Regions from separate parts of the Homo sapiens genome. Here regions 1 and 2 are each linked to region 3. A link is a loop called in an ENCODE intact Hi-C map of the cell type or tissue named here. Cell type or tissue: endothelial cell of umbilical vein. All regions are shown on one strand.

Evidence for each region. A loop is a pair of places that touch in the nucleus more often than their neighbours do. Peaks named below come from ENCODE experiments on the same cell type or tissue, not always from the same donor. Only the 100,000 strongest peaks of a DNase experiment are listed, where the experiment ranks them.
Region 1: it touches region 3 in a loop (11-fold over the local background); 2 of 110 quality-filtered maps call a loop at or near these places.
Region 2: it touches region 3 in a loop (5-fold over the local background); 42 of 110 quality-filtered maps call a loop at or near these places.

What each region holds. Positions count from the first base shown.
Region 1 is chr10:6,272,339-6,280,338 of GRCh38, forward strand. It overlaps a transcript of PFKFB3 not described here. Among named protein-coding and RNA genes, the nearest start is that of LINC02649, 50 kb to the right of the region's middle. RefSeq lists enhancers at 2,657-2,766, 2,917-3,356, 6,981-7,735, 7,168-7,462. In endothelial cell of umbilical vein, no CTCF peak of the experiment used is centred here; a DNase peak (open chromatin) is centred at 3,123; H3K4me3 peaks cover 325 bases; H3K27ac peaks cover 1,672 bases.
Region 2 is chr10:5,946,302-5,954,301 of GRCh38, forward strand. It overlaps IL15RA (interleukin 15 receptor subunit alpha), which reads right to left. Exons shown (of 7, transcript NM_002189.4): 7 at 6,083-6,905. The coding sequence ends at 6,794. Among named protein-coding and RNA genes, the nearest start is that of IL15RA, 27 kb to the right of the region's middle. In endothelial cell of umbilical vein, a CTCF peak has its summit at 3,266 (motif pointing right); a DNase peak (open chromatin) is centred at 3,280; H3K27ac peaks cover 818 bases.
Region 3 is chr10:6,084,450-6,092,449 of GRCh38, forward strand. It overlaps RBM17 (RNA binding motif protein 17), which reads left to right and starts at 4,585. Exons shown (of 12, transcript NM_032905.5): 1 at 4,585-4,744. RefSeq lists enhancers at 4,237-4,286, 5,243-6,081 and silencers at 4,447-4,886, 4,897-4,986, 5,257-5,316. In endothelial cell of umbilical vein, CTCF peaks have their summits at 2,138 (motif pointing right) and 4,429; DNase peaks (open chromatin) are centred at 2,142, 4,462, 5,452 and 7,402; H3K4me3 peaks cover 1,564 bases; H3K27ac peaks cover 2,064 bases.

The DNA.
Region 1 (8,000 bases), 190 kb after region 3:
GGTTTCTTAACTAAACCCTGAATGATGCCTTGGATTTATGCATTCTGGCCAACGTGTTGAAATACGTCAGTCTGGCTGGGCACGGTGGCTCATGCCTGTAATCCTAGCACTTTGGGAGGCCGAGGCGGGCGGATCACCTGAGGTCAGGAGTTTGAGACCAGCCTGGCCAACATGGTGAACCCCGTCTCTACTAAAAATACAAAAATTTTAGCTGGGCATGGTGGTGGGTGCCTGTAATCCCAGCTACTTGGGAGGCTGAGGCAGGAGAATTGTTTGAACCCGGGAGGCAGAGGTTCCAGTGAGCCCAGATCGTGCCATTGAACTCCAGCCTGGGTGACAGAGGGAGACTCTGTCTCAAAAAAAAGAAAAAAGAAATAGGTCGACCTGGGCCCCAGCCGCGCTGTGCTTTCATGAGTTTCCGTCAGCCCTGTTCCATATCCTGGATCTGTGCATGCCAAGGGCTATGTGGGAAGATTTCATTTCAGGTCTCTTGAGAACAGGGTCAGATGGAGGAGGCAGGCTTTATTTCAGATTTGGACAATAGGCCTGAGGGCTTGATTTATAGAGAAAGTCTCAGAGGAAAATAAAGGAAAAGAAAATACTTCCCATTCTCCTAAAGTGTTCACATGTCTCCTGTGCAGTGAGTGGGGCTGAGATTGCAGGCTTTTTTTTTTTTTTTTTTTTTTGAAGTGGAGCCTCACTCTGTTGCCCAGGCTGGAGTGCAGTGGCATGATTTCAGCTCACGACAACCTCTGCCTCCCGGGTTCAAGCAATTCTCCTGTCTCAGCCTCCCAAGTAGCTGGGATTACAGGTGTCTGCCACCACGTGCGGCTAATTTTTTTGTATTTTCAGTAGAGACGGGGTTTGCTGGGCCCACCTCACAGATGTGATCCATATTCTCATGATGGCCGTGAAATTAGAGATGTGACTAGAAGCAGCTGCCCACCAAAAGTAAAACAAACAAAAATGAGGCCTGGAGTTTTCCCCGTTCCTCTTCTGGGGCCCGAGGAGCTTGCCACCCGTGGGTGAAAAGCGTTGCCTTCCCGAGAACGCCTGCTCTTTAAGGGATCCCCGCCGCCATGCAACCTACAATCGCACGGCCCTTTACAGTGTATAAAGCCCTTCAAACCTTGAGGGGGCTGTCGGGAAACCTGTGTTCTGTTGACAGTTCTGTCAGTCACTCTGGGCTTGAGGGTTCTCTAAGGAAAGCATGGAGATTGGACTGGAGTATGTTAAGGACTGAATTGCATCCCTGCCAAAAACAGCACGTTGGAGTCCTACTCGCCAGCACCTCAGGGTGTGACCTTATTTGGAGAAAAGTCTTTCCAGAGGCCATCAAGTTAAAATGAGGTCATTAGGATGGGCCTTAATCCAGTATGGCTGATGTCCTTATAAAAAAGGGAAATTTGGAGACAGGCACATGCAGAGAGAAGGTGATGAGAAGAGGGAGTGAAGACAGCTGACTACAGGTCAAGGACAGACACCTGGATAGCTCCTTCCCGCAGCCTCAAAGGACCCAGTCCTGCCGACACCTTGATCTTGGACTCCCACCTTCCAGAATCAGGAGAAAATAAATTTTTGTTGTGGGCCGGTGCGACAGCTCATTCCCATAATCTCAGCACTTTGGGAAGCTGAGGCAGGAGGATCACTTGAGCCCAGGAGACTGAGACCAGCCTGGGCAGCATGGGGAGACCTGTCTCTACAAAAAATAAAATAGCTGAGCCTGGTGGCACTTACCTGTGGTCCCAGTTAGTTGGAAGGCTGAAGGGGAAGACCGCTTGAGCCCAGGAGGTCAAGGCTGCAGTGGGCTATGATTGCAGCACTGTACTCCAGCCTAGGTGACAGAGCGAGATCCTATCTCTAAAAAAAAAAAAAATTAAAAAACTGTTGTGTAAGTCCCTCCATCTGAAGTACTTTGTTGCGACATCCTCAGCACACTAATACAGTGTACTGAAGCTTTTTTGTGTGTGCTGTAGCCCCTCTGGTCCTCCAGGGTTGATCCTGAGCCCCTTCTTAGAATAATGTTTACATTTAAAAAATAACACACTTTGGATTACGAAGGAGAGAACTCTTGAAATACTGATATCAAAATGCCAAATATAAACATTTACGATGTAGAAATATATGTACCACTTTAATAATGCATTCAATAGTGGCAAGTCTGAAAACAACCGTAATTTCACAGTAGAGATGAAGGGTAAATACTCTTTCAAGACATCTGCAACAGGCTGGGTGTGGTGGCTCATGCCTGTAACCCCAGCACTTTGGGAGGCTGATGTAGGAGAATTGCTTAAGCCCGGAAGTTTGAGACTAGCCAGGGCAACATAGTGAGACCCCATCTAAAAAGAATTAGCTGGGTGTGGTGGCACACGCCTATAGTCCGAGCAACTTGGAGGCTGAGGTGGGAGGATCCCTCGAGCCCGGGTGGTCGAGGTTGCAGTGAGCTGTGATGGTACCACTGCACTCCAGGTTGGGTGACAGAGCCAGACTCTGTCTCAAAAAAAAAACAAAAAACAAAACTGCAATAACCATCATGTGCCATGAACATATTATGATTTTTACTGGTGACCGACACAGAGGCTGCTCATGTGGTATGCTGCCTATCTTCATAATGAAAATGCTAAATATTAGTTCCTGGCTAGTGGAGGAAAAGATTTTTTTTCCCACCCAAGTTTACATATTCTTGAATTTGATCTGTTCCTGGACTGGGTGGTGTCCACTAGGGGACTTTTGGGGTCTGTGGTTAGGCGACTCTGGGTGGATTGTCCCATGAGGCTGATGCCTCTTGCTCTTTGCTTAAGACTCAGTGACCCTTCGGCACTTGGGGGCCTTGTGCCAGGGGCAGGTGGTCACGGCCCCGCCCCTCTGTTGTCATGGCGACAAACCGATGTGGCCTCTGGAAGCTGCTCCCTTCTCTGTCCTCTTCCAGAGCCTTGCCGTGGCTCCGGTAGATTTCTCTGCATAGCTTGTCTGTGACTCGGCGAAGGAGGTGTGTGGAGAAGGTGCCAGTTCCCTCAGCGGAGCCACCCTCGGGGCCTGCGCCTGACTCAGACAGGAAGTAGCTGACACTCCATGCCAGGAAGTAGCTGACACTGCATGCCGGGAACGCTGTCCCCAGCCTTGTGATGGAGTCAGGCCTCTGCCGGTGACTCACCGCCATCACCCAGGCGCTGCTCTTGCTGGGAATTTTCTCATGAGCTCATCTGGGCAGTGCAAAGAACCACACAATTGTTCCCCACACGCGTTCTTATTGTGCAAAAGGGAAACCTTGGTTTGGATCTTGTGGGTTTTTTTCTTTTTTTGAGATGGAGTCACGTTCTGTCACCCAGGCTGGAGTGTAGTGGTGCGATCTTGGCTCACTGCAACCTCCGCTTCCCGGGATTCTCCTGCCTCAGCCTCCTGAGTAGCTGGGATTACAGGCATGGGCCACCACGCCCGGCTAATTTTTGTATTTTTCATAGAGAGGATTACATCATCAAGAATGAAACATTTTTTTTTTAATGGCTTAAGGGGTATATGGCTCTTCAAATACACGCAGGGGTTATGCTTTCTCCATGTGGAGGGTGGTGCTCCCTCTGCAGCCCACCCATTCGGAGACAGGCTTTCTTCATGCTGGAGTATCTCATTCCTCGAAATATGCTTGCTATTTCATGCTTGAAATCAAGATGTCTCCCAATTCATGGCACCTTGTATTTGACAAATAGACTGCGTAAAGACAGAGTCTGTCTTTAGGGAATGAGAGGATTTTTGGTAAAAACAGAACCAAAACTTCTACTGACCCAAGAGAAGGCTTTGTTTGCTTGGAGTGGATTATCAGCCAAATGCTATCTTTATTTTGTGGGATTTTGGCCTTTGAATCAGGTTCATGGGTGGCATGCTATAGAAATAGGATAACAAATGGGATAATTCTTCAAACAGAAACATGGCCTAGAATGGGAGGGGTTGTTGTTTATTTATATGTATGTGTCATAAAAATATTTTAGATCATAACTTAGCAAATGTATGAAAGTGGAAAATGTGTTTATGGATCTATTTCATAAAAGGGCCATGCTTCAGAAAAAAAAAAAATCCCAAGAAACAAACCAAAAAATGCCAAAAAGAGAAATCTCTGTATGGGAGACTATCATTTAGCTGCAGACAGGATAGTTACAGATTAATTGCTGGCCTTATCTAACTACTAGCTACAATAACTCCAATTTGGGGTCGGCCAAGTACCAATGAACTTCGCTTTCTCTGGGCAACAGCTGAGATGTTGCAGCTGCAAGTGGGGTTAAATAGCCTCCAATAAAGGAAAAAACTTGAGGAGTAATTCAATTAAAAAAAAATTGACATAATTATAGATTCAAGGATGATGCAAACAAAAAGTGTGCAGGAAGGTCCTTGTCCCCTTCCCTCAGTTTCTCCCAATGTGACATCTTACATAGCTACAGTACAATATCACAACCATGATATTGAGATTGGGTCACAGAACCTACCTAGATTTCCCATTTTATATGTATTTGTGTGTGTGTGTGTGTGTGTGTGTGTGTAGTTGTAGGCAGGTTTATCACATGTGTGGATTCTTATAACCATCACCCAAATCAAGATATATCTTGATTTTGCTCCATCACCAGGAGGCTCCCTCATGCTACCCCTCTAGAGCCTCAAGTCACCTTCCCTCCTTTCTCCTCCCCACCTGCTGGCAACCACTAACCTGTTCCCCATTGCTGTAATTTTGTCATTTCAGAATGTTGCATAAATGGAATCATATTGTATGTGATACAGTTTGGATCTGTGTCCCCGCCCAGATCTCATGTTGAAATGTAATCCCCAGTGCTGCAGGTGGGGCCTGGTAGAAGGTGATTGGATCATGGGGATGGTTTCTTTTTCTTTCTTTCTTTCTTTTTTCTTTTTCTTTTCTTTTCTTTTTTTTTGAGACAGAGTATCGCTCTTTCACCCAGGCTGGAGTGCAGTGGCGCGATCTGGACTCACTGCAACCTCCGCCTCCTGGGTTCCAGCGATTCTCCTGAGTAGCTGGGATTACAGGTGCACACCAACACGCCCAGCTAATTTTTGTATTTTTAGTAGAGACAGGGTTTCACCATGTTGGCCAGGCTGGTCTTGAACTCCTGTCCTCAAGTGATCCACCTGCCTTGGCCTCCCGAAGTGCTGGGATTACAGGTGTGAGCCACCACACCCGGCCGTGGGGGTGGTTTCTAATGGTTTACATCATTTCCCTTGTGCTGTGCTCACAACAGAGTTCTTGCAAGATCTGTCTGTTTAAAAGTGTGTGGCATATCCCTGCCCCCGCACCTCCCTCCTGCTCTGGCCATGTAAGATGTGCCTGCTTCCCCTTTGCCTTCTGCCATGATTGTAAGTTTCCTGAGGCCTCCCTAGAAGCTGAGCAGATGCCAGCACCACGCTTTCTGTACAGCCTAAGGAACTATGAGCCAATGAAACCTCTTTTCTTCATAAATTACCCAGTCTCAGGTATTTCTTTATAGCAGTGTGAGAATGGACTAATACAGCATGTAACCTGCTAGTGGACTTCTTCATTCAGAAGGATTCCTTTGAGATCCATCCAAGTCATTTCTGTATTAATAGTTTTTTTTTTTTTTGACATGGAGTCTTGCTCTGTCATCAAGCTGGAGTGCAGTGGCACCATCTCTGGCTCACTGTGACCTCTGCCTCCTGAGTTCACACCATTCTCCTGCCTCAGCCTCCTGAGTAGCTGGGACTACAGGCATGTACCACCACACCCACCTAATTTTTGTATTTTTAGTAGAGACGGGGTTTCGCCATGTTTGCCAGGATGGTCTCGATCTCTTGACCTTGTGATCCGCCTGCCTCGGCCTCCCAAAGTGCTGGGATTACAGGCGTGAGCCGCAGTGCCCGGCTAGTTTGTTCTTTTTTATTAGTGAGTGGTATTCTGTGGTTTGGGTCAGCCATTGTTGATTTTTTTTTGTTGTTGTTGTTGTTTTTAAGAGGGAGTCTTGCTGCCAGGCTGGAGTGCAGTGGCACGATCTTGGGTCACTGCAACCTCCAACTCCCTGGTTCAAACAATTCTCCTGCTGCAGCCTCCCGAGTAGCTGGGATTACAGGCACGCACCACCACAGCCAGCTAATTTTTGTAATTTTTAGTAGAGACGGGGTTTCACCATGTTGTTCAGGCTGGTCTTGAACTCCTGACCTCATGATCTGCCCACCTCGGCCTCCCAAAGTACTGAGATTACAGGCGTGAGCCACCGTGCCTGGCCAGCCACTGTTGATTTTTAACCAGTTATCCCCTGAAGACCATTTGGGTTGTTTCCAGTTTGAGGTTATTTGGAATAAAATAGCCATCTGCATAGCCATTTTAAAGCTAAAGTGGATACTAACTTCTAGAGCAGAGGTTTGCGGAGGGCAGACTTTTGTACACATTTCTATCCTCTAGGACTTAGCCTAGTGCTTGCATGCAGATGCTCAATAAATGCTCGTTTAAGGAATGAATAGACACATAGGAGCCATTTAAGGAGACAGTGTGGTGGGTGGTAAAATCATAGGTTTTAGACTTAGACAGACTCGAATGCTAGGCCTGACTTTGTTACTTTCTCCCTGAGAGGTCCCATGCAGAGGCCTCTGCTCCTTATCTGTAAAACGAGATAGGAACAGGACTGCTGTTATAGGGCTGCGGCGAGAATTCACTGAGGAAATGCATGAAGCCCTGAGTGTGGTGTCTGCCACACAGCAATTGCTCACTAACCTTCAGTTGTGATGATTACTATGAATAGATCATTGATGTGCATAAGATCATAATAATGCAATAGCTACTAACTTATTATGGCTTTTATTCTGAATGCTTTTATCCCTCCAATGAGGACATATCATTTATATAGTCTATATTCATGCATGGTTAAATTTTTAAGTCATGTAAATGTGAATTTTTAAAATGTCTCAACTGACTTCTTTTTTAAATAACAAGTCTTTCTTAGTGTTATTATCTTAGGAACATTAGTGGTCAACTATCTAACATCGTATGCATATTTTTAGAAATTTGGAAGGACTGAAATGTTCTTTTCTGTGCCGCCAATCGGGTTTCTATCAACCTTGGGAAAGGGCATCTGCTCTTATAAAAATGGGCTGAGCAGATTTTATTTTTCCTGTTCATCATATTATAAATTCATCTGGAGGAACAACAAGGATCTTGGTTCTTTGGTTGATGTATGAGCACTTAGAAGAGAGAAAGGCTCTTTTCCTGCTTCCTGCTGTGTTTGCTGTCTGTGTGCCTGGGGTCACGTTTGGGGGAATGTCTCTCCGTCTCTCCGGTGACCTCCTGGAATGTCAGCAGAGCCCTGAGTCACTCAGAACCTCCCGCCAGACAGCATGAGGCGGCAATCAGAAACTAACCATTAACTAGCTCCGGGGACACCAGGAGGTGAACAAAATTTCCAGCCATTTGACAAAGACCAGTGCTATTTACCATTACATAAATGAGGCTGGAGTCATTGATCTTGACTTCTCAAGGCACTCCTATGCGGAAGGTGCTGGGCTACTCTCTGCTGGGTTCTGGGGATTAATTAGACATTGGCCTGACCCTGGCTGCATGCTGTGTGTGTAGGAAAGGCTGTGAAGGAAGGCCTCTTGGAAGACTCAGAGCTTTGCAGGTGGGCAGGACATCAATAGGCAGATAGGACCGGATAGCTTTGGGAGACAGGGTTCCAGGGCTTTCCACGCTGTCCGTGTCACACAGCGGACACACCTGGCTCGTTACCTTTGAGCTGTGACATCTTTGCTCAGCTGCCCCTTCTACCTAAAACCCCTTCTCTGGAGACATTCTCTTCATCAATCAAGACCCAGTGCTGGCGTCTCTTCCTCCAGGATAACTGCCTCACGTCTACCAGGCAGAAGGAATTGGATTTTTCCCTCTGTGGTGACATAGTCCTTTATTAAGCTGTATGTAGTACTTGCCGCCTTATTTTATTTGGATATGTAGACCATCCGTCTTCCTCCTTTGGGCGGATAGCGCCTTGATGGTACGATTG
Region 2 (8,000 bases), 140 kb before region 3:
GAGGCAATGTCCGTGTGTGTAGTGTCTCCAAGTGACAGGGCCAGCAAAGGGTAGAATGGATGCTCAGCAAAGGGTAGAATGGATGCTCGACACTCAGGCTTTTAAGTTCTATCTTCTTTCCACTGCACAAAGATAGTATTTTGCAGATGCCACATGAATAGCACCGATAATAAGTGTTATGAAGGCTCAGAGGCAAATGATTTTGTACAACTGAGTCATTAGCCAAGGCTCCGGGGCTGGGCATGGTGGCTCACGCCTGTAGTCCCAGCACTATGGGAGGCCAAGGCGGGTGGATCACTTGAGATCAGGAGTTCCAGATCAGCCTGGACAACATGGCGAAACCCTGTCTCTATCAAAAATATAAAAATTAGCTGGGCATGGTGGCACGCACCTGTAGTCCCAGCTACTCAGGAAGCTGAGGCAGGAGAATCGCTTGAACTCGGGAGGCGGAGGTTGCAGTGAGTGGAGATCGTGCCACTGCACTCCAGCCTGAGCGACAGAGCGAGACTCTGTCTCAAAAAAAAAAACCCTCCAAAACTGAAACAACAGAGGCTCCTGGAGAAGGTAAACTTGATCTGGTTCTGGAAGGTGAGTTGGATGTAGGAGACTGTGAAGGAAGGACAGGGGCATTGGGCATTGGCTACGGGCTTGGCCTGTGAGGAGGCCGCAGGTGGGACGTGGGGGTGGAGGTGCTTGCAGCAGGGCCCGGCCCAGCCTTGGGGAGCTCTTGTTTCCACGGAACAGGCTGATTCCTGGGATCCTGAGGGTCTGATTGGGATTCTCAGCAAAGTTTTCTCCCCATGCAGAATGGGACAGGGGGAGGAAATTGTCAGCAGAACAGACTTCCTTTTGCAAGATGCCCCCCTCGAGCAGGAGGCAATGTTGCAGCATTGTCAGGCAGAACAGAGGGCTGCTTCTGAGGACAAGGGAGGGTGGGGGATCCTGTGAGTCCTCCAAATGTCCCCCTACATTTTTAATCCAGTACAGGAACCTCGCCCTTCTCCAATCAGTGCTCTCCCTTCAGCTGGGAAACCTGCTGGGGCCATGGATTCAGCTAATGTTCTTCCAACAACTTGACGGCTTAGACTGTTGTTTTTTTTTGGAGACTGTGTCTCCTCTGTCATCCAGGCTGGAGTGCTGTGGCATGATCTCGGCTCACTGCTACCTCCTGGGCTCAAGCAGTTCTCCCACCTCAGCCTCTTGAGTAGCTGGGACTACAGGCACATGCCACCACAACTGGCTAATTTTTGTATTTTTTGTAGAGACAGGGGTTTCGCCATGTTGTTTGGGCTGGTCTTGAACTCCTGGACTCAAGCGATCCACCTGCCTCGGCCTCCCAAAGTGTTTGGATTACAGGCATGAGCCACGGCGCCCAGCCAAAGGCTCAGACTCTTAAGATGGGTTTTCAGATATCCTGGCCTCGCATCTGTAAGGAATGAAATTCCGCGTTGTTCTAGGCAGTCTTTAGGTTTCAGCCTGTGGCTTGAATTCAGACTTTAGAGATTTGAACTTCTTATTCTCTAAGTTTTTCAGTGACATTAAAAGCAGCTACCCACTATGGGCTCAGATTTCTCATATCCATACGATTTCAGGATGGACGCAACATAGTCTCTGAGAGCCAGGCTTGCAGCAGGCATGACATCCCAGGCACCTCCTGGCGAACTAATTACCGAATTCCCTGGGCCGCTCCATTCCTGTCTCTGCATATCATCAGAACATTCACTCTTTTCTCTCGTCCCTAAGGCAGATAACCAGCCGCAGACACTCCTTATCTCCCCTCTTCTCCATAATTTGCAATACCCACTCCTGGTACCGAATTTCATATCAGCTAGGAACTTTTCAGTGACAAGTAATGAAAACAGAATCTGTTATAAAGAAAAAAAAATGTATTGGAAAGATACGAGGGGCTCATAGAATCCCGGAAAATGGGAGGCTTAGGTTTGGAATATGGTTAGGACCTAAAGACGCCTGGAGAGCCCAGAACAGGAGGCCCAGCAGCCAGTCAGAGCTTCTGAGGCCACTGCTGGCCACTGCCCTGTGAGTTCTGTGCTCTTCATTCTCTGTATTCAACAGCTTTGTAGTCTAGCTGAGAGGCCCTGGAGGCCACGCCCAGGCCAGGTGCCCACGCGTGGGGAGAGCAGGGAGAGGGGAGGTCAGCCCGTCTGTGTCAGTGGGTGATGAGGCACCCCAACAGGATGGAGGAGCCCCAGTGGAATTCTGCATTCCCATTCTTTCTCCTCCTTTGTGTGGAACATTTCTCCTTGGTGATTTTTTTTTTTTTTTTGAATTGGAGTCTCGCTGCGTCTCTCAGGCTGGAGTGCAGGGGTATGATCTCGGCTCACTGCAACCTCCACCCCCAGAGTTCAAGTGATTCTCCTGCCTCAGCCTCCCAAATAGCTGGGATTACAGACGCTCACCACCACGCCAGGCTAATTTTTGTGTTTTTAGTAGAGATGGGGTTTCACCATGTTGGCCAGGCTGGTCTCAATTTCCTGACCTCAGGTGATCCACCCGCCTCGGCCTCCCAAAGTACTGGGATTACAGGCATGAGCCACCCTGCCCGGCCATCCTTGGTGATTCTTTTAATGCATTTTAAAATATTGAAAATATATATTTTATTTTGTTTATACAAGGCACAATGTCAAAATACAAATCATATATAATGTGTAGATATAACAGACAAGGAAGTATAAATGCATATATATGTAAAATGGCGCTGAGATGAGTTTTCTTCTTCCTGAATCCTTCGATGGAGAGGATTCACTGGGCTTAGCATCTCCTCCACCTTTTCCGGCTCCCTGTCAGTGCGTGCAGCACAGCTGGAGACAGGGTCATTGGGAGGAGCCCAAACGCTGGTGTCTTCCCTATAGACATCTCCCACGCCAGGAGGAGCCTTGTAATTGACAGAGAGCCTCAGGTATGTCACTTTTCTCTGTGAGCTGCAAGTCAGGATGAGGGACGGACGGTTTCAGGAGAGGAGGAGGTGTTTCATCCTGAATAGCTAAGAACAGCACCACTAGAATGGGTGGATTTACAGTCACTTAGGGAAGTAAAGTGTCAATTAAATCCCCCGGTAATATAGTGCCTAATATTACCTAAAATATGCACACATTGAGTTCTGATTAGTGCCTAGCAGTGTGAGGTGGGGGAGGCTGTGATTTGGGTCGGGCTGGTCCTGCCTGCAAGGAGCACAGCCCTGGGGTGAGACAAACCCGCAGTACTCGGGGAGTCCGCTCTGTGCTGTGAAATTCCAAGCCAGGAGGTGGCAGCCTCAGCCAAGAGGAAGAAGTCCTTGGGGAACAGGGGGGTGAGCAGTGAGAAACAGGGTGTCTTTTGATCCCTGCTCTCCCACTTCCTAATGTCTGAAGAAGGGTTTAAACGGGGAAAGTCACACCACAAGATATATTTTAAAAAGTTAGGCAGGAAGAAAATGGAAATCTGCATCTATACAAGGGAATAAAGAACGTAAGTGGTTTTAAAAAAGTGGTGGGGGGAGTTAAGAGTCTTATTTCTTGCCAGGCACGGTGGCTCAAGCCTGTAATCCCAGCACTTTGGAGGCTGAGGCGGTTGGATCACCTGAGGTCAGGAGTTCGAGACCAGCCTGGCCAACATGGTGAAACACTGTCTCTGCCAAAAATACAAAAATTAGCCAGGTGTGGTGGTGTACGCTTGTAATCCCAGCTACTTGGGAGGCTGAGGCAGGAGGATCACTTGAACCCAGGAGGTGGAGGTTGCAGTGAGCTGAGATTGCACCATTGCACTCCAGCCTGGACAGCAGAGCAAGACTCTGTCTCAAAAAAAAAGTCTTATTTCTTGATCAAGAAAAATCAAGGCAAAATATAAAAGGTGAAGAGTAATCCTTTTTCTTCAAGGCAAATGTGTAGGGCAGGGAAGGAGAGAAGAGGAGGAGATGTGAATCATTTAGACTTGTGGCAGCTGAAGACGTGGGGACTGAAGGCCTCACAGCTATAGAACTTTCTTTTTTTATTTTGGACTCAGGAGAACATGTACAGGTTGTTACACGGGTATATTGTGTGATGCTGAGATTTAGAATACGGTGCTCCCATCACCCTTCAGAGTTCTGTGTACTCTTTCCATTTCAACATAAAAATAAAAAAGGACGGACTCTTCCCAGCACCTGGCAGATGCTGACCTCCTGGTCATTCTGCCCATTCATTCACCCAAATATTTGCTGGCATTTACTGAGTGCTGAGGACTGAAAGGCAATTGCACTTCCTGATGGCCCTGAAAGGTACAGTGGATGGGTGCCAAAGGACCTGTGTTGATTCCTTCCTTCCCTTTCATCATTCCTGGCCGCTTGAACCTGGGCCAGCCTTGTGACTCGCTTCGACGGATAGAATGCCACAAAAGTGATGCGTGCCAGTGTCTGGACCAGCCTGTCAGGGGCCTGGCAGTTTCTATGTTCTTTCAGCCAGTGTGACTAGCCTGAGCCCACCGTGCTGTGAGGAAGCCCAAGCAGCCACGTGGAGAAGCCTCCTCTGATTTTGATGAAGGCATCTAAGCTGAAGGCAGGCAGATATCGGTGAAAAAAATGGTCAGGTGTGGTGGCTCATGCCTGTAATCCCAGCACTTTGGGAGGCCGAGGCAGGCAGACTGCTTGGGCTCACAAGTTCAAGAGACCATCCTGGCCATCATGGCAAAACCCTGGCTCTACTAAAAATACAAAAAATTAGGCGGGCATGGTGGTGGGCACCTGTAGTCCCAGCTACTCGGGAAGGCTGAGGCAGGAGAATGGCATGGACCCAGGAGGCGGAGCTTGCAGTGAGCCGAGATTGTGCCACTGCACTCCAGCCTGGGCGACAGAGCAAGACTCAGTCTCAAAAAAAAAAAAAAAAAAAAAAAAAAAAAAAATATTAGCCAGGTGTTGTGGTGTGTGCCTGTGCCTGTAGTCCCAGCTACTCCAGAGGCTGAGGCATGAGAATTGCTTGAGGCGGAGGTTGCAGTGAGCCAAGATTGCATCACTGCACTCCAGCCTGGGTGACACAGTGAGACTCTGTCCCCTCCCCCACAAAAAAAGAAGTCAGTGAAAAATGGCACTTTGAGAATGTCTGATGACATGTGGATTGGGCACTATGCCCATGCCCCATCTCCCAAATGCTCACAGTGGCTCCCTCTTCCCCCTGGCTGTACAAGGGGCAGTTGGTGGCTGGTTTTCAGCCAGGACTGCTCCCCTCCCGCCCCACCTACACTTCTTATTACTTTTGTTTTTTAAAAAAATTTTGGCTGGGCGCCGTGGCTCACGCCTGTAATCCCAGTACTTTAGGAGGCCGAGGTGAGTGAATCACTTGAGATTAGGAGTTTGAGACCAGTCTGGCCAACATAGCAAAACCCTATCTCTACTAAGAAAATATAAATATTAGCAGGGTGTGGCGGCACATGCCTGTAGTTCCAGCTACTTGGGAGGCTGAGGTAGAATTGCTTGAACCTGGAAGGCAGAGGCTGCAGTGAGCTGAGATCTCGCCATTGCACTCCAGCCTGGGTGACAGAGCAAGACTGCTTCAAGAAAAAAATTTTTTTTATAGAGATGGGGTCTCACTATGTTGCCCAGGGTGTTCTTGAACTCCTGGGCTCGATCAATCCTCCTGCCTCGGCCTCCTGAAGTGCTGGGATCACAGGTGTGAGTCACTGCGCCCAGTGTCCCAGCTCCTGCTCTGATCCAGCTCTGGCATTAACCAAGCTTCATGGCTGCAGGCAGAACAATTTCTCCAGTCCTCAATTTCTCATCTATAAAATGAGGAGGTGGGGTTAGGCCCATGATTTTAGAAATAAATGTCAAAAACAGCAAAGAAAGTAAGAGAAGAAGAAGGGAAGAGACGATGTGTATACCACTGGGGAGCTGAGCCCAGACTTGCCACTGTGTGGATTAGATAATGCTGCTTCTCCTCACATGGAATTGTGGGAAATTCCCCAAAACTGTGACCGGAGCCAGCTTTAGGCAAGGCTTTTTCTCCTTCTGGAAAGAACACCTGAACTCAGTCACCTTGGACTCTGCCTTCCTACTCTTTCTCCTCCTTTATGTGGAACATTTCTCCTTGGTGATTCTCTTAATGCATTTTAAAAATATTGAAAATAGATGTTTTATTTTGTTTATACAAGGTACAATGTCAAAATACAAATAATATATAATGTATAGATATAATAGACAAGGAAGTATAAATATAAACGCATATATTCGTAAAATGGCACTGAGTTGAGTTTTCTTCTTCCTGAATCCTTCAATGGAGAGGATTCGCTGGGCTCAGCATCTCTCCCACCTTTCCCAGGTCCCTGTCCATGTGTGCAGAGCAGCTGGAGACAGGGTGGTTAGAAGCCCAAACGCTGGTGTCTTCCCTGTAGACGTCTCCCACGCCAGGAGAAGCCTTGTAATTGACAGAGAGCTTTGGGTATGTCACTTTTCTCTGTGAACTGAAAGTTAGGATGAGGGACGGAAGATTCGGGGCAGGGTTTTTATTTCATTACCACATGTATTCCAGGCAGCTCACACTGTAATGAAATAAAAATCCTGCTCAGAAGCCTTTGGTCTCTCCTGGGAAGCTGGGCCCTGGGTCCAAGGCACGACAGGCAGGCAGGTGGTGCCCATGGGAATGCGGAGAACCTGCTCCCTCGCGCAGGAGGCGCCGACCCGGCAGTCCGTGAGATCCTGCTGGGACTTCTGAGAGGCCTGGTGAGCTTGCTCCTGGAGCCCGCTTCCTTGCACCTCTTCTCAGTCGTCTTTAGCTAAAGCAGAGAGGCTCCTTCACTCCGGACTTAGCTGGGCTGGTTTCCCCGAGTTTCATAGGTGGTGAGAGCAGTTTTCCAAGTCTTCATCTCTGCTGCTGGTCCCCCAAGTCACCGGCAGAGCCTCCATGGCTTCCATTTCAACGCTGGCCAGCGGGGGAGTTTGCCTGCAAAGCAGGTGGTTCATAGGTTTTGAAAAGAGGAGGGGGTTGCCCTCAAATCAACAGACGCTTCCCACTGAGCATGTATGTCCAGCACTGCGGGGATGGCAGGAGCAGACAGAGGCCCTGCCACGGGAGTCAGACAGAGAGCACTTAGTCCTCAGAGATGGAGAGAACCTAGAATGCCTACCTCTACCGAGTGTATTAAATCCTATCTAGGGGCCAGGTGTGGTGGCGCATGCCTGTAATCCTAGCACTTTAGGAGGCTGTCGTGGGAGGATCGCTTGAGCCCAGAAGTTCAAGACCAACCAGGACAATATGATGAGAATAAATCCTCTCCAGGTATTTCCAACCTCCCCATCCACCAAAGACTCACCAAGTGCTGTTGGAGCAACTTACGCCACCCTGCCATCACCCCACGCTTTGCCAGTCCTCTGCCAAAAAGCCATTCAAATGGCAGGAACAAGAGAAGGAGAGAGTGACTGGGAGCCTAGCCAAACCAGAGTTGATCATCTTGAAAAAAGTGATTTAATATTCATGAAGCTTTTAAAAACAGTTCTTAGCACTTAGTATGTGTGAAATAAATAAAGAAATACACAAATCAATCAGCTCCCGAATGACAAGCACAGGCGAGGCAGGACACTGGTCATACGTGGCTGGCCTGTCTGGAGCTGCCTGGGTGCTGATGCCCTGGGCATCTGGCCGGCACCTTCTACCAGGGCTGGTGAAATGTCCCTCCGGAGGAGCAGCAGCTCTTTAGGCCATTTTAAGGTAAGCAGTGTGAGCTCCCTGGAGTGAGAGCTAAAATAAGGCAGGATGGGGGTCAATTCACTGACAATAATTTGCTAACAGCCAATTTGTCAAATGGCAAATCTAACTAATAACCCATTTGCAAAAAACAAGTTTATGGAAAGAATCAATTCACCAAATGACCAAGTAATTACACTCATCAAATTTACCAATTCTTCTTTTTTTTTTTTTTTTTTTCTGAGACAGGTTCTTGCTCTGTCTCCCAGGCTGGAGTGCAGTGGTGTGATGCTGGCTTGCTGCAGCCTCTGCAGACAACCACGCCCAGCTAACTTTTTGTATTTTTTGTAGAGA
Region 3 (8,000 bases):
AGCCTGGGATTTCGGGGCTGCAGTGAGCAGTGATTATGCCACTGCACTCCAGCCTGGGTGACAGAGTGAGACCCTGTCTCAAAACTATATCAAAATAAAAAATATGCATATGAAAGCCATAAATTGCACACAAAAGTTATGTTTTTAAAAAAGTAAATTTCTTATTGAAAAGATTAGTTTTCAACTAATCAATGCAATTTAAAAATGTATGAAAATATTTTCAAACAAGCAGAACAGACACCAATTAGGTGGAAGATGAATTAAAACTTTAAAAATTTCAGAAAATTCTATGTACTTTAAAAATTGATGATCTCCTTCATTATATTTTTATTTTTATTTTTCTCTTTTTTGAGACAGTCTCACTCTGTAGCCCAGGCTGGAGTACAGTGGTGAGATCTCAGCTTACTGCAACCTCTGCCTCCCAGGTCTGAGCGAATCTCCTTCCTCAGCCTCCTGAGTAGCTGGGATTATAAGCGCCCACCACCATGCCCGGCTAATTTTTGTATTTTTAGTAGAGACGGAGTTTCACCATGTTGGCCAGGCCGGTGTGGAACTCCTGGCCTCAAGTGATCCACCCACCTTGGCCTCCCAAAGTGCTGGGATTATAAACGTGAGCCACCGCGCCCAGCCTTCTTTCATTATTTTTATTACAAAAGCAATGCAAGCATATTACTCAGAGATAAAAAAGGCAAACAAGCAAAAAAATTTAAATAAAGAATCCTGATAATCCCTATCTGGAGCCAGCCATATTGGCAAATACCTTATAGATACTTTGTATATATTTATAAATTTTTAAAACAAAAATGGGATCCTTCCATGTAAATTATTTGTCTCTCAACATAATTGAATTTCCCTAAGTTGTTATTGTTCGCTAGTTTGTTCCTATATTTTTACTATTAGAAACCTTACAGAGCAGGAATAACTGTAGAGAATGATTTAGAAAGACAAAAAAAGTGAAAAAACTTTAAAAAATCTGTGAGATGGGCCGGGCATGGTGGCTCACACCTGTAATCCCAGCACTTTGGGAGGCCAAGGCGGGTGGATCACTTGAGGTCAGGAGTTTGAGACCAGCCTGGCCAACATGGTGAAATATCATCTCTACCAAAACTACAAAAATTAGCAGGGCGTGGTGGCAGGCGTCTGTAATCCCACCTACTCAGGAGGTTGAGGCAGGAGAATTGCTCGAACCCAGGAGGTGGAGGTTGCAGTGAGCCCAGATCATACCATCGCACTCCAGCCTGGGCAACAAGAGAGAGACTCCATCGAAAGAAAAAGAAAGAAAGAAAGAAAGAAAGAAAGAAAGAAAGAAAGAAAGAAAGAAGGAAAGAAGGAAAGAAGGAAAGAAGGAAAGAAGGAAAGAAGGAAAGAAGGAAAGAAGGAAGGAAGGAAGGAAGGAAGGAAGGAAAGATTTCTGAAATGGCCGAAGCTGCTTAGAGATATACATGCCTGTAATCCCAGCACTTTGGGAGGCCGAGGTGGGCGGATCACCGGAGGTCAGGAGTTCGAGACCAGCCTGGCCAACATGGTGAAACCCCGTCTCTACTAAAAATACAAAAAGTAGCCGGGCATGGTGGCGGGCACCTGTAATCCCAGCTACTTAGGAAGCTGAGGCAGGAGAATCGCTTGAACCCGGGAGGCGGAGGTTGCAGTGAGCTGAGATTACTCCATTGCACTCCAGCCTGGGTGACAAGAGCAAGACTCCGTCTCAAAAAAAAAAAAAAAAAAAAAGATACAAAAAAGGAGACAAAAATCATTCTCCACGGTGCACCGAAAGCATCCCTACACACAGAATCCTTGGGAATACTTGTTTTTGATCAAATTATAATCTGATCAAATTGTCTTAACTAGCTTGTCTTCCCTCCAGGGCCCACACCCCTTTCTTTTCCTGTTTCGGGGTCCCCCGGTTCCATCCATGCTGCATACTGTAGCATTTCACCCAGCCTTTCCTGCCAGCCCAAACACCGCCCTTATCTTCTTTCTTCCTGGAACATCTGCCCTGCTAATTCCCAGTTTCCGATGAATTCTACCATCTGCTGCCTGCCAGCCTCCTGCCAGGCGCTGAGCACAGCTGGAGCAGATCACACGACTTGTTTACGCAGGAGTCACTACCGATGTTTGCTCTGCAGCCCCGAGGGGGCGCTCCAGCGCGTCTGTCTTGTCCCTCTTCTAAAGCTCCACCGTTTTGTGTGCGCTTTCTGATAGTTGCATGGCCTGGGTTCTGTTCCCCCATTGGGTTAAGCTTTGGATTCTCGGTGCATAAAATAAAGATGATATTTGTTACTATTGACAGGAAATGGAGGCAAGCATGAGACTGCTCACGTACTAGGAAATGAAGTAAGGCAGTTTTCCTCCTGGAAGTTAAACTAGAAAATTCCTAAACAATGGATGTGATTGCATCTATGGTCTGTAAACCAAAAAGTTACTTGTGTATGTATGATGGAATGATTTGGGAACAAAGGCACAAATTTTCAACCAAAAAGGGAGGAAGGAGTGGTCTCAGACTGCAGAGTGGAGACGCCAAGCAGATTAGGGAGTACAGGTAGACAGCAGGTTCAACCTGGAGGAAGTCCTGCAGCTCTGGACCTCCTAATCAGGGCTTTTGCACCCCCACCGGTGCTTTGATCACGGGGTGGGGAGAGACCCAGTCTAGACACCTTCTATCTTTGCCCTTCTTCCTTTTTCTGTTTACACGCTATTACTTTCTGCTTCTTTTATTGACCAAGTACGTCCTTCTGCTTCTCACATTTTTATTTTATTTCCAGTTTCTTGCACAAGTGCTTAATTCATTTAGCTTTTTCCAAGTTTTTAATTGATACAAAAACTTAAAACCATGAATTTTCCTCTTAGTACTCTCTGAGCTAAATCCCATGAGTATGTCATTTTCATACTTTTCTAGATATTATGTTATTTTGATTTTGTTTTCCTTTTTAGTCCAAGTGTTATTTAAGCATTTAAAAATTTTCAAGGGGTAGGCATGTTTTATTTTCTGTTTTTTCATTAATTTCTACTTTTATTGAATTGCTGCAGATAATATTACCGATATGATTCTACTTATTGGACTATGTTAAGATTTTTCTCTGTGGTTTAAAATATGACTAATTGTTGTGAATATTCCTTAGACACTGGAAAAGATGTAATGTCTATTTAGGGGACAGTGTTTGATATATTAGATCTATCATAGGAATTGTATTTTTAGGTCTTCTCAATCCCCATTTACTTTTTGTACTCTTCGTCTGGCAAGGAGTGTGCCAATTATTTCTGTCTATTCACTCACTCCTACAGTGTTTGCTATGAATAATGAGATTATGTGATTTGGTGCAAAGATTTTCCTATTTTTCCTATTTTTTTCTTGATTGTGAATTGTGCTCCTCAAGATTATAAAATGTCCTTCTTAATCTTACTTAATGCTTTTTGCCCTGAAATCAACTTTGTAGTAAGCGGTTTGTGATTCCTGATTTTTTTAATTTTTTTGCATATTCCTGGTATATCTTTTCCAATCTTGTATTTTCAAACTCAGAATAACGTTAGCACTTTCTTGTATACAACACTGAGTTGCATGATGGTTTGTGCTCCTATCTGAGATTGTAGTTTTTTAGTAGGTAAGCTTAGGTCTATATTTCTTCTTGTGAGACATTTGGTCTTGTTCTGTCATATAGTTTGGTTACGCTTTCTGTTTTGTAACTTTTTAAAATATTTCCCTATATATATATTTTTTTTGCTGTGGTTTTGTGTGTGTGTGTGTGTGTGTGCATGCATGTATGTGTGGGTGCATGTATGTGTGGATTATTTGAAAGCTTTGTAGTTTTGTTCTGGGTTACCCTCAGAATCATACCATCCCATGACGTCCTTAATCCTCTATTTCTTTAGATTGTCTTTTGTCTCTCCACTGTATTTCTTTTTTCCCCCTTTTCCCGTTTTCTTAATGACTGGATTTTAATGGATTATAGTAACTTTCTTGGTATACTCCTTCGGACTAAGACGTCTGCTTAAATCTCTACTATTTGATTTATCGGCTTGAACTCTATTTGACACCCAATTAATTACAGATGTAAAAATCATATTTACCCGAAGTCCCACTTTCCCTTTCCCTCCCTGCTTCTGTCAGCGACGTCGTTTTTAAAGACCGAGGCTTTATAGCATTGACATTCTTTTCTGTACCCCTAATCGCGGCATCTGTTTCCATAATCTTACGCTTAACCTCGTGCTCCTTGCCATCCTTTTGCAGCATCTGGCCTATGCAGACTTATTTTCAACTTTTTGCTTATATAGGAGTGGCTTTGAATGAATGAGATCGAGGGGCCTGGAGGGACTTCCCCCACCTCCCCTATCAGAAAGCCCGGCCTCGGACCACTTCTCCTCCTCACCATCTGGGGGCGCTGCCGCGCTCCCCAAGCCTTGTGGAATTTCGAAAATGTGCGCCAGGGCGACACCTCTTGATGGTAAGAAGACGCCGGCGGAGGGGAGCGTGCAGTGCGGTCCTCCCGCGGGCAGGGGGCAGTGCGGCAAGGCGCCCTCGGCGCAGGCGCAGAGGCCGAAGCAGGCGCAGGCGCAGGCGGGGCGCAGGCGCGGGCGCGCTCTCCCGGCAGCCCGCGCTCCCTGACCCCGCGCCGCCGAGCGCCCTGAGGACTCAGCGAAGGGTGGGCGCCGCCGAGGCCTCCTGCCGCTGGCGGGTTTCCGCGGAGTGCCGCCCGGCTCCGCTCTGCCGCCGGCGCGGCTCATGGGCAGAGTCGGCCGGGCGGGCCGGGTAAGTGGCGCCCCGGCGGCCCCGGGTGGGTGGCCTGGCGGGACCTGAGGCGGGCGCGCCTTCCCGGGAGGCGCTAGACGCAAGCCCGCGGCTTTAGGCCCGTCGCGAGGGGCGGAGGCCGGGCCAGCGCAGCCGGAGCCTCCGAGGGTCTCAGTCCCCGCGGCGGGCGCTGGTCTCTCCACGCGGCTGCGGCCCGGTACCCTCCGCCCGCCGCCGCCTCTGGTGACCCTGGCCCTGACCTTCTCCCTCTTCCCTTCCTCCTCCTCCTCCTCATGTCTGCCTCGGGCTGTTTGGTGCTGAAGAGCGTTTCTTCTCCGTCTCGTGCACCGCATCCTGACGAAATTGTCTGGTCACCAGAACCGAGTAGCCCGTAGCGTGTCCCCCCTGGCCCTGCACGGTTGCCCCTCTCTGGGGCTCGGAGCCGGTTCCTCCCGGGGTCTCAGAACTGGGAGTGCAGACGTTGGCGTTTCTCAGACTCCGGAGCTGCCCGGGACAGGAATGCAGCCCTAACCCCGGCGTCGCCTCGGCTCGTGCAGTTTGAGCGGTGTTTCAGCGCTCACGTCCGACCCCAGGCAGTCTTTGAGCTTCGCCTCTTGCCCCGAGAATGTGTAATGATCGGAGAATGCAGGTGGAATGAGGTTCTGCCCCTGCTTGCAGGAGTTTGGTTTCTGGGAAAGCAGGCGTGAAAACCCAGGCCCGGGTTGATTTGAGAAACGCAAGTGGGGTCTGGAAGGACCTCTCTTGAGAGAGGAGGTCATGCTTATGTTGAGTCTTGAAGGTACGTTGTTAGATGTGAGAGGTGGGAAAAAGGCTGCCGGCGGAGGAAGTAAGTGCGAAAGTAGCAGAAGCGAAGCCCCGTAGTGCGTTCTGGAAGCTGCAGGTTAGGCAGAAAGAAAGGTTTGAGGAGGGGCTGCTGTGTTTCCAGGAGTAGTCAGGTCAGAACATGGAGGTTTCTTGAGAAGCAGTAAAGAAGCGCCATTGAGGGTCCTTATTTTGCTAGAGCCAGGCATATGGATGGGAAATAGGATATTCTAGATAAGGGCAAGATTCGCATATACTCAAATAGATGGGTAGATGTGCACTGGCTCCCCGCAGCAGATGGAGTTTTTAAAAGGATGCAACACAAGTTTCCACATTTTTAGTTGTAAAGGCTGCAGACATTTTGATCGTAATGACAGCTTTTAGGGAATATGGGGTAACAGTTTAGTGAGCTAAACGAGAGGGCTTTATTTTTAGAGTTAGTTAAGCAAGGTGCTGCGTGCTGTCCAGTTTATAACAGAGCAGGTTGTGCGGTTGTGGAGCTCTGCGGAACCAAAGGCAGCCTTTCTGGAGGCTCTTGAGAGAATTGTTGTACACTTCCAAATGCAGCTTTATTTAAAGTGGATTTCTTTTTACCTGGTTTGTTTTAACTTACCTTCCCATTCTCCCCTGCCTATGAATTTTTCAGACCTCCTCCCAGCAGGGAACAGATGATCCCAGGCTAGTCATCTCTCAAACCTTTCATAATAGTCAATAGTGAAGGAAGTTCTGTTATTCGCCTAAATTACAGGTGACTGTAGTGGACTGTGTTTGCAATACTAGCCTATGGCATTTTGGTAACAGCCAGAGGGTGGGATTGAATGGAAAGATTAAACTGACAAGGGCGTCAGATGGAGGTATGGGAAAAATTTTTTTTTAATTCTTTAGAAAGTCATGGTAGATCTTATACTTGAGGTAGATGCTTTTTAAGCTGTATTTTTTGCGGACACCAAAGTGCACCACCCCTCCTGTTCCTTTCTGGGTATATTTGCCATATATATGTATATAAATATATAAATATTTATATATTTATATATATTTATATATTTTTATATATATATTTATATACATATATTTTTTTCTCCTGAGACAGAGTCTCACTCTATAGTCCAGGCTGGAGTGCAGCGGTGTAAGTCGGCTCACTGCAACCTCCACTTCCCAGGTTCAAATGGTTCTCTGGCCTCAACCTCCTGAGTAGCTGGAATTACAGGCGCTCGCAACCATGCTCGGCCAATTTTTGTATTTTCAGTAGGGACGGGGTTTCACCATGTTGGCCAGGCTGGTCTCGAACTCCTGATCTCAAGTGATCCTCCTGCCTCGGCCTCCCAAAGTGCTGGGATTACAGGCGTGAGCCACTGGGCCCGGTCTTGCCATATTCTTTAGGCTTCAAAGAGGCATGCTTTGTTTTATGATGCATGAATATCTGTTTAGTGATAGAAATATTTCTTGCTAACAAGCCTGCCTCTTTAGGTGCTCAGAACTCAGACCTTGACTCGTTATTGGTTGTGTGGTGGTGGTAGTTTTTTTCTCCTTAATTATGGTTTGCAATTTAAATTTTATCCTACTTATCATAAGTTATGTGCTTAAAAAGCAGATCTGCAGATCTCACTGTTTCATAATAATGTGATTTAAATAGGTGCACTAACATTTTTCATCCATTCACTAACACATTTAAAAAATATTAATAGAGCCACTTAACAATGTTCAAGCATGGTGCTGAGCTAGAGATACAAAGCTGAACATAAGAAACACCCCTGCCTTTAGGGGGCTTACACTGCAGGAAGAAACCGCTGTGTGAAACAATAGGCAGCATAACTTGCCAAGGTTGCTGTGATCTGAGTATGCTTGAGGAAACCAGTTGGGGGGGGTTAGTTTTATGTGGGGGCAATAGTCACTAAAGGCTTCTGAGATGCACTTGAAAGATAAGTAGGTGGGGTGCTTCTGAGAAGACTCTTCCATGTTCTTTTTCCTGCCAGTTGCACATGTTTTAAAAAAATACTTTCCAGCTTGGGTGGAATCTTGAAAACTCACCATTCTTCCTTCTGGCAGAACCATGTTTGTTATGTTTCCTAAGAAAAAATGTAGCATATATGAAACGTGGGTTGCTCAAAGGGAAGTGTTGCCACAAAAAGGAAGGAAATAGCAAATATTTTAAAGTTATAAAAACCAGCAATTTGTATTTACTTTTGATCCTGGCTTCTTATGGTATATCCAGTTGTTACAAAGTACAGCTTTTTGTTACCTGGCAGCAGACCTAATGAAATAAATGTGTTATGTTGTCTAAGTAATAATGTCAACGTTAATTAGGGTAAGTTTGGGTCTTGGCAGTCTTATTAATGTACTTATTACATTTCAGTAGTTGCGGTGGGGAGAATTAATGAACAAACTATTGTATATTAAATGCTTAATATAGCGAAAATAAAGAATACACACTTTTTAAGGAATAGATTAACTAAAA